Linked DNA regions of Homo sapiens: region 1 is linked to region 2. Evidence: chromatin contacts called from ENCODE Hi-C or POLR2A ChIA-PET data. All regions are on one chromosome and are shown on one strand. The core of a region is the stretch at or near the end of the contact, and the rest is flanking DNA. Distances in the headings are between cores, read along the strand shown. Region 1 has its middle 44 kb from the start of HOMER3. Region 2 overlaps ELL (elongation factor for RNA polymerase II).

Region 1 (3,753 bases), core at 141-2,640, 520 kb before region 2:
CTTGGCTGAATTTTTCTCCAGCGAATCCTCAGGTTGGACTCATGGGAGCACCAACTCCCAGTTCTTGCAGCTTGTGGCCAGGTGTGAAAAGGGGAGCGTTAGCCTCGAGATTTCAGCTTCCACGCCTTCATGACTTGCTTTTGCCAGGAGGAAAGCAAACCTTAAGAATTTGAATCCTCAGTCCTAACATGTCCTCTCTGTGCTGTGTAACCTGGGGCGGGTGATCCACATCTCTGAGTGTCAGCTTCCTCATTTGCAAATGGGGAGAACAGTAGCATCTACAGAAGGGTTCTTAGGAGCAGCACCCGCATGCTGTGAACTCAGACATCGCTGATCTGTTTCCATTGTTCTGTGTCAGTGGACCCAGTCCTTGAGGCATCCCATTGGCTGACTCCTCCTCCTTAAAACAAAGGCCAGGCGTGGTGGCTCACGCCTGTAATCCCAGCACTTTGGGAGGCCGAGGCAGGCAGATCACCTGAGGTCAGGAGTTCGAGACCAGCCTGGCCAACATGGTGAAACCTCGTCTCTACTAAAAATGCAAAAATTAGCTGGGTGTGGTGGTGCATGCCTGTAATCCCAGCTATTCCGGAGGCCGAAGCAGGAGAATCGCGTGAATCCAGGAGGCGGGGGTTGCAGTGAGCCGAGATCGCACCACTGTACTCCAGCCTGGGCTACAAAAGCAAAACTCTATCTATAAATAAATAAATGAAGTTTCCTGAGTCCTTACCTAGACCCCATGACATGATGAAAGGGCCTTGACTCCAGTGTCCTGGTCACAACGAGTGACTTTGGAAAATTCACTTCACTCCCTGAGGCCCCAGCATGCTCATCTTAAAATAAAGATGTTCCAAGCTGGGCGTGGTGGCTCACACCTGCAATCCCAGCACTTTAGGAGGGAGAGGAAAGAGCACTGCTTGAGGCCAGGAATTCAAGGCCAGCCTGGGCAACGTAACAAGACCCCATCTCTATTAAAAAAAAAAGAAACCCTAGCCGGGCATGGTGGCACATGCCTGTAGTCCCACCTACTTGGGAGGCTGAGGAGGAAGGATCACTTGAGCCCGGGAGGTCAAGGCTGCAGTGAGCTGTGATTGTACCACTGCACTCCAGCCTGGGTGACAGAGTATGACCTTGTCTCAAAAAAAATAAATCCATTTGCAAAGTGTAGCATCATTTTTGTAAAAATCTTGTAAAATGTAGACAAGCCCCCCGTATATGGCAATGTTGGGCTGTGTTTCAGCACAAAGATGGGTCTACTCCAAACCGGCCACGTGGTAGGGAAGCGTGTGGGGTCCGGGCAGGGGTGCCACCCCCCACCAACACCCAGCCATGTGCCTCCTTACAACCAGTTTGAAAGGAAAATCCACTGAAGAATGTTTAGAGGAAGTAAAAACAGCAAAGCACTTGCTGGCAGCAATTGTCGGCCTTTGTTTCGGAGGCAGCTGTGGTCTTAGGAGAAAAAAGGATCAGATTTGAACCAAGACAGTTTCTTCCTGTGTCAAATGGGGAAATAAGCCTGGCTTCCTCCCAGGGCCATTGTTCAAAGGCTGCTGTGAAAAACCCTCTGACATCTCCTTGGCAGAGGCTCTGATCGGCTTTTTACATCTTGTCTGTTCACTCATTCATTCATTCATTCATTCACCACACATTTTTATTTGTTGGTTTTCGTTTTGAGACAGGGTCTTACTCTGTCGCCCAGGCTGGAGTGTAGTGGTGCCATCTCGGCTTACTGCAACCTCCACCTCCAAGATTCACGCAATCCTCCCACCTCAGCCTCCTGAGTAGCCGGGACTATGGGCACGCGCCACCATGCCCAGCTAATTTTTGTATTTTTTAGTAGAGAGGGGCTTTTGTCATGGTGCGGTGGCTCATGCTTGTAATCCCAGCACTTTGGGAGGCCAAGGCAGACGGATCGCTTGAGGTCAGGAGTTTGAGACCAGCCTGGGCAAGACGGCAAAATTCCGTTTGTACTAAAAATACAAAAATTAGCCAGGCATGGTGGTACACACACATAGTTCCAGCTACTCGGGAGGCTGAGGCGAGAAGATCACTTGAACCCGGAAAGTGGAGGTTGCAGCGAGCCGGGATGGCGTCACTGCACTCCAGCCTGAGTGACAGAGTAAGACTCTGTCTCAAAAACAAACAAAAAATTTATCATCATTATCATTATTATTTTTAAGACGGCATCTCACTCTGTAGCCCAGGCTGGAGTACAGTGGCATGATCATAGCTCTCTGCAGCCTTGACCTCCTGGGCTGAAATGATCCTCCAGCCTTAGCCTCCTGAGTAGCTGGGACTACAGGCATGTATCACCATGCCTGGCCTGATTTACACCTTTTAAAAGAGCAGTCTGGAAGGGCAGGGCAGGAATGAAAGCAATTCTGAACTGTTCCATCTATACCCCTCGGTTCCAGCCCCATTTAATGGCAGGCACCTGTGCAGGGTATCAGGGCTACCCTGGGCTGCTGGAGCACCCTTTGCCTGAATGCCCACTGGAACCAGAAGTGCCTGGAATTGACATTCCCCAGGGTAACCCTGACAGCTGACGAGGGTGGGGTGTGAATAACCTAGCCAAAAGACACAGAGACATAGACCCCGTGTGCTGGCCAGCTATTTGGTAAAACAACCATTCTCTGGCAGTTGTCTGAAATGTGGCCTTAGACAACGTTGTAGGCTCCGTCTCAGCCCCGAACCCCATGGAGGTCACTTGCAAGGAACCCAGAGCAAACCTGTCCTTTCTGGCTTGGACGTCCCACCTGCCTACTCTAGAGCCTTTGACAGTTTCCCTGTTTCAGTCCAGAGATGTTCACCCTCTCCTTTCTGGCTCTCCACGTTCTTGGCAGGTTGTTGCAAGAGGCAGAGATGTCTGGGAGCAACTAAGTCCCTCAGAACGCAGAAAACCTTCTTCTTCTTCTTCTTCTTTTTTTTTTTTTTTTTTTTTTTTTTTTTTTTTTGAGACAGAGTCTCACTCTGTTGCCCAGGCTGGTGGAGTACAGCAGCTCAATCTGGGCTCACTGCAACCCCCTGTAACCCCCACCTCCCAGTTTCAAGCAATTATTTTGCCTCAGCCTCCCAAGTAGCTAGGACTACAGGCAGGCACCACCATACCTGGCTAATTTTTGTATTTTTAGTAGAGATGGGGTTTCACCATGTTGCTCAGGCTGGTCTTGAACTCCTGACCTCAGATGATCCATCCGCCTCTGCCTCCCAAAGTGTTGGGATTACAGGCATGAACCACTGCACCTGGCCAGAAAACCTTCTTTTATCCAAGTCCAAGTAAGCAGGAGTCCAGGGTGGGCACCCGGGGGGCATCCCTAGATAGCACTGGATATCTTATAGCGCCAGGCATGGCAAAGAACGCTTGGCACCTGTGCTCCTTTCACCTTAGGCAACCACAGCTCCCTTTACAGACGAGGAAACTGAGGCCCAGAGACGTTGGTTAACAACTCTCTGGGGCAGGCAGGTGGGACGTCCAAGCCATTTCCAGAAAGTTCAGTTCTTAGGGCTGGTCTTTAGCTGTTTTTTTTTTTTGTTTTTTTTTTTTTGAGACAGAGTCTCATTCTGTCACCCAGGCTGGAGTGCGGTGGCACTGCAGCCTCAACCTCCCTGAGCTCAGGTGATCCTCCCATTTCAGCCTCCCAAGTAGCTGGGACTACAGGCATGCACCACCATGCCTGGCTAATTTTTTTTTTTTTTTTCTTTTTGTAGAGACAGGGTCCACTATGTTGCCCAGGCTGGTCACAAACTGTTGGGCTT
Region 2 (3,721 bases), core at 1,217-3,716:
CTCAGCACCCTCATTTTTTTGAAATATGTTTTCTTCTAAATGACCATCTTATAGAAAAATCAGGGAATGAGAGAAAGGGTGAGTCATCTACCTTCTTTGACCCCCTGTTTTAGGACTCTTCATCTCCCCTAACCTACCCGATATGCCTTAGAATGGTTTGATTTTTCTTCTAGCCTTTATTGCAGGTTCCCCTGCATCTAGGCTGGAGTGCAGTGGTGCAATCTTGGCTCACTGCAACTTCGGCCTCCTGGATTCAAGTAATTCTCCTGCCTAAGCCTCCCAAGTAGCTGAGATTACAGACGCCTGCCACCATGCCTGGCTAATTTTTGTACTTTTAGTAGAGATAGGGTTTCACCATGTTGGCCAGGCTGGTCTCAAACTCCTGACCTCAGGTGATCCACCTGCTGCAGCCTCCCAAAGTGCTGGGATTACAGGTGAGCCACCACGCCCAGCCTTGTTTTGTTTTTTAAGAGATGAGTCTCTCTGTTGCCGAGGCTGGAGTGCAGTGGCACAACCATAGCTTACTTCAGCTTTGAACTCTTGGGCTCAAGGGATCCTCCCACCTCAGCTTCTCAAGTAGTTGGGACTACTGGTGTACACTACCATGCTAGGCAAATTTTATTTTTATTTTTGTAAAGACGGAGTCTCATTATGTTGTCCAGGCTGGTCTTGAACTTCTAGGCTCAAATGATCTTCCCACCTTGGCCTCCCAAAGTGCTAGAATTACAGGTGTGAGCCACTGCACCCAACTTTTTTTTTTTCTTTTAGAGTTACCATGTTGTACCTAAATCAATTTCTGTCCACAGCCTGAGAGCTCTGCACAGCTGGATGTGGGGATATGGACATGATGATCCATGGGCTTCCAGGTGCAGCCCAGGGTTCTGCAGAGACATGGAGCCTCTAGGAGACGTGTGTCTGTGTGTGCTGATAAAAAGATGCATTGCAAGCAGTGGGCTCAGACGACTGTGGGCTGGGGAGTCTGTAACCCTCAGGGCTGGCTGCAGACCTCCAGTAGGAGCTGATGGAGCAGTCCTCAGGCAGAGTTTCTTCCTCCTCCTGCCAAACCCCAGCCAGTTTCCCTCTTAAGGCCTTGGGCTGATTCGATGGGACCACCCAGACCATCGAGGGTCATCTCCTTTACTTGCTTTCAGTATCTGGTTTGTGGATGGTAACCATGTCCACAGAGTACCTCCAGGGCACCCCTAGACGGGATGTCATGGAATAATGAATCTCCAGGGGCTGCAGCCTAGCCAGTTGACACAACCCCACACTTCCATCAGCCCCAGTTGGGTCTTGTGGTCACCCTTTGGCCACCTCCTTTTTACCTTCCCCAGGACATTCTCTCAGGGGTCAGAGGTTGGGGGCAGGGGCGGGCTGGCCTGGGCTTGCTGCCAGAGCAGCCCCACAGTGCCCTCTGGTGTCCTACAGCAGTCACTCTGTGCCTTCTGCTGCTGCCTGACCACCCATGCCCCTCTACCCCAACCTGAGCAGTGGGGGGGCCCCTCATCCCCAACCCCCATCTCAGCGAGCCCGTCAGATGACACACTGCAGCCTGGCCATGGCCGAAGCACACAGTGGTGTCCTTGCGTGCAGCATGCCATGTGCCTTGACCTGGAGCCTAATAACATGTGTAGCAGGGGCCCAAGTCACTGAGAGAGACCTGGGGTGGCTACACAGCTAACCTCCTTCTAGAGACAGGGTTTTGCCATGTTGGCCAGGCTGGTCTCGAACTCCTGACCTCAGGTGATCCACCCACCTCAGCCTCCCAAAGTGCTGGGATTATAGGCGGGAGCCACCGCGCCTGGCCAGCTGCTTCACTTTAGTGGGCTGTTAGCTTTGGGGCTCTTGGTCCTGGGCCATGCTGCCGGCAGCCTGCCACAGAGCCTGCACTGGGCTCATCGTTGTCGGAACGCCCCCTGGATGGTGTTCCTTCATGGATCCAGTCAGCCAGCATCGCCCAAGCTCCTGTCTGGGGTCAGGTGGGGAGTGCAGCAGGCCCCAATTTGGGATGGATTTCAAAGGGAAGAGATGAACGGACTCTGGCAGGGACTTGAGCGGTGGTGGAAGCAACGCCCCCTGGTGGCCATGGTCAGGTCAGCGGGAAGGGCAGAGCGGGCCTTTGGGCCCTGCGGAAGCGCCTAGGATGAGCCCCTGTGGCCTGGGCTCTGTGTCTGTGAGCATGGACTAGTGCTTAGGTTTATGGCAACTCCTCCCCACACCCTATAACCTGGAGCCGGGACTGACCTCAGACATACCCAGACCTGCTGTGCGTGGGCCATCTGAGGGCCCCATGGCAGCCCACTGGTACGTGGGTCACTGGGCCCATGAGCAGTCCCCAAGGAGCAACCAAGACCCCATTCAGAAGGCTGAGCAGGGGCTGCGTTTCAAACCTTGTCCCAGAACCCGGGCAAGCTCTTGGCTAGTGCGAAGAAAGTGGCCGCATTCCTGGGCTGCTCCCATCCCGCTGGCTTCCCCACGGTCCCGGGCTGGTAACCATTAACCAGCAGCAAAACAGCCCGTTAATCAGAGGGCTCCATAGCGCTTCGTGTGCTAGGGGAGGCAGGGCCTGTGAGAACCTCGGTGTCTGGCTCCGGGAAACCTTTCCTAACACTCTCCCCACCTTCTCACCCCTGCATCCTGAAGGACGCCAACCGCCATGCCCTCTGTGTGTCTTCCCCTTTTCGCCAGCAGCACGACACTCTCCCGAGCATCAGCTTTGAGGCCTGTGTCACCCCCCTTCATGCAGCCCCTACTCCCCGCCACAGCTGCACACCTGGCCCTGGGCTCTGCACCTGGCCCCTGCTTCTAGGATGGAGTTTGGGGGGCAGATGTCTACACCTGTGTGGAAAAGATCCAAGCAGGGTGAAGGGCCACTATGAAGCCCCTACCCACAGAGAAGCAAGGTTGCTGGGCAGGCTCAGGCAGGGGGGCCCTGTCAGTGCTGACTGGGTGTACAGCTGCCCCAGGCCACAGGCAGTGGCCTGGTCTCACTGCCAGCTCTCTGCTGAGTGGCATCTCCCCTGAAGCCAGGGTGACAGAATGAGTCCTGCCAACCTGGGTGGAGCTGGGGTTTTCCTGGGACAGGGCTGCACGTGAGGGTGCCCAGCCCTTAGTCACTGTGGGGCAGGAGCCACTGGCAACTTGGGCCTCAGGCCAGGACCACAGGGGGCAGTGGGGGTTAAAGAGATGACAGAGGAGGGCGGGAGAGCCACCCAGGCCAGGCTCAGGTTCCCACAGCCACTCTTTTTGGTTTCCCTGGACGTGTGGTCCCCAGCTTCCCTGGCTGGCTCATTCTGGGTCACCATGTCACCTGTGCACCTGGCCACCACAGAGCCTCTCACAAACTTGAGCTTCCCTCATCCCAGCAGCGTGTTTCCAGTTTCTTGTATGAACGAGAATAAAAGTCACATCTGGGAAGGGAGGTGCAGGCAGGGCAGGGTGGCACCTGTGTGTGTTGGGTGAAAAAACACCTCAGTGGCGTCGAAGCAGGACAGATCTGGATGGCCAGGGTCACCCACATGGCTCTGGCTGAGGCTTCAGGGCGTGTGTGGTTGTTTGTGTGTGGGAGGTTGTGTTTCTGTGTGTATGGATTGTGTTTGTGTGTGTGTGTGTGTATGGATTGTTTGTGTGTGTGGGGGTTGTGTTTGTGTGGGTTGTGGTTGTGTGTGTGGTTATGTGTGAGTTGTGTTTGTGTGGCTGTGTGGGGGTTTATGTCTGGGTT

Evidence for each region. Hi-C counts contacts between places; a loop is a spot of excess contacts on that map. ChIA-PET counts read pairs that join two places held with the same protein, here RNA polymerase II (POLR2A). Pooled maps may share reads with other maps.
Region 1: a map of A673 shows a loop between it and region 2 (2.9-fold over the local background). The contact joins two enhancer-like sites. A Hi-C loop is called at or near these places in 1 of 168 maps with a recorded cell type or tissue (A673), 1 of 37 single-sample maps with no recorded cell type and 3 of 50 pooled maps. POLR2A ChIA-PET finds 5 or more read pairs at or near these places in 1 of 52 experiments (OCI-LY7).

Annotation. Positions count from the first base shown.
Region 1 is chr19:18,983,153-18,986,905 of GRCh38, reverse strand. No RefSeq gene overlaps it. Among named protein-coding and RNA genes, the nearest start is that of HOMER3, 44 kb to the right of the region's middle. Within about 2 kb of position 1,390, at least 6 of the 41 ENCODE cell types and tissues checked have a DNase peak (open chromatin) inside an H3K27ac peak, as active enhancers do.
Region 2 is chr19:18,468,121-18,471,841 of GRCh38, reverse strand. All of the region lies in intron 2 of ELL (elongation factor for RNA polymerase II), which reads left to right. Among named protein-coding and RNA genes, the nearest start is that of ISYNA1, 32 kb to the right of the region's middle. RefSeq lists silencers at 2,121-2,170, 2,211-2,320 and an enhancer at 2,484-3,121. Within about 2 kb of position 2,466, at least 13 of the 41 ENCODE cell types and tissues checked have a DNase peak (open chromatin) inside an H3K27ac peak, as active enhancers do.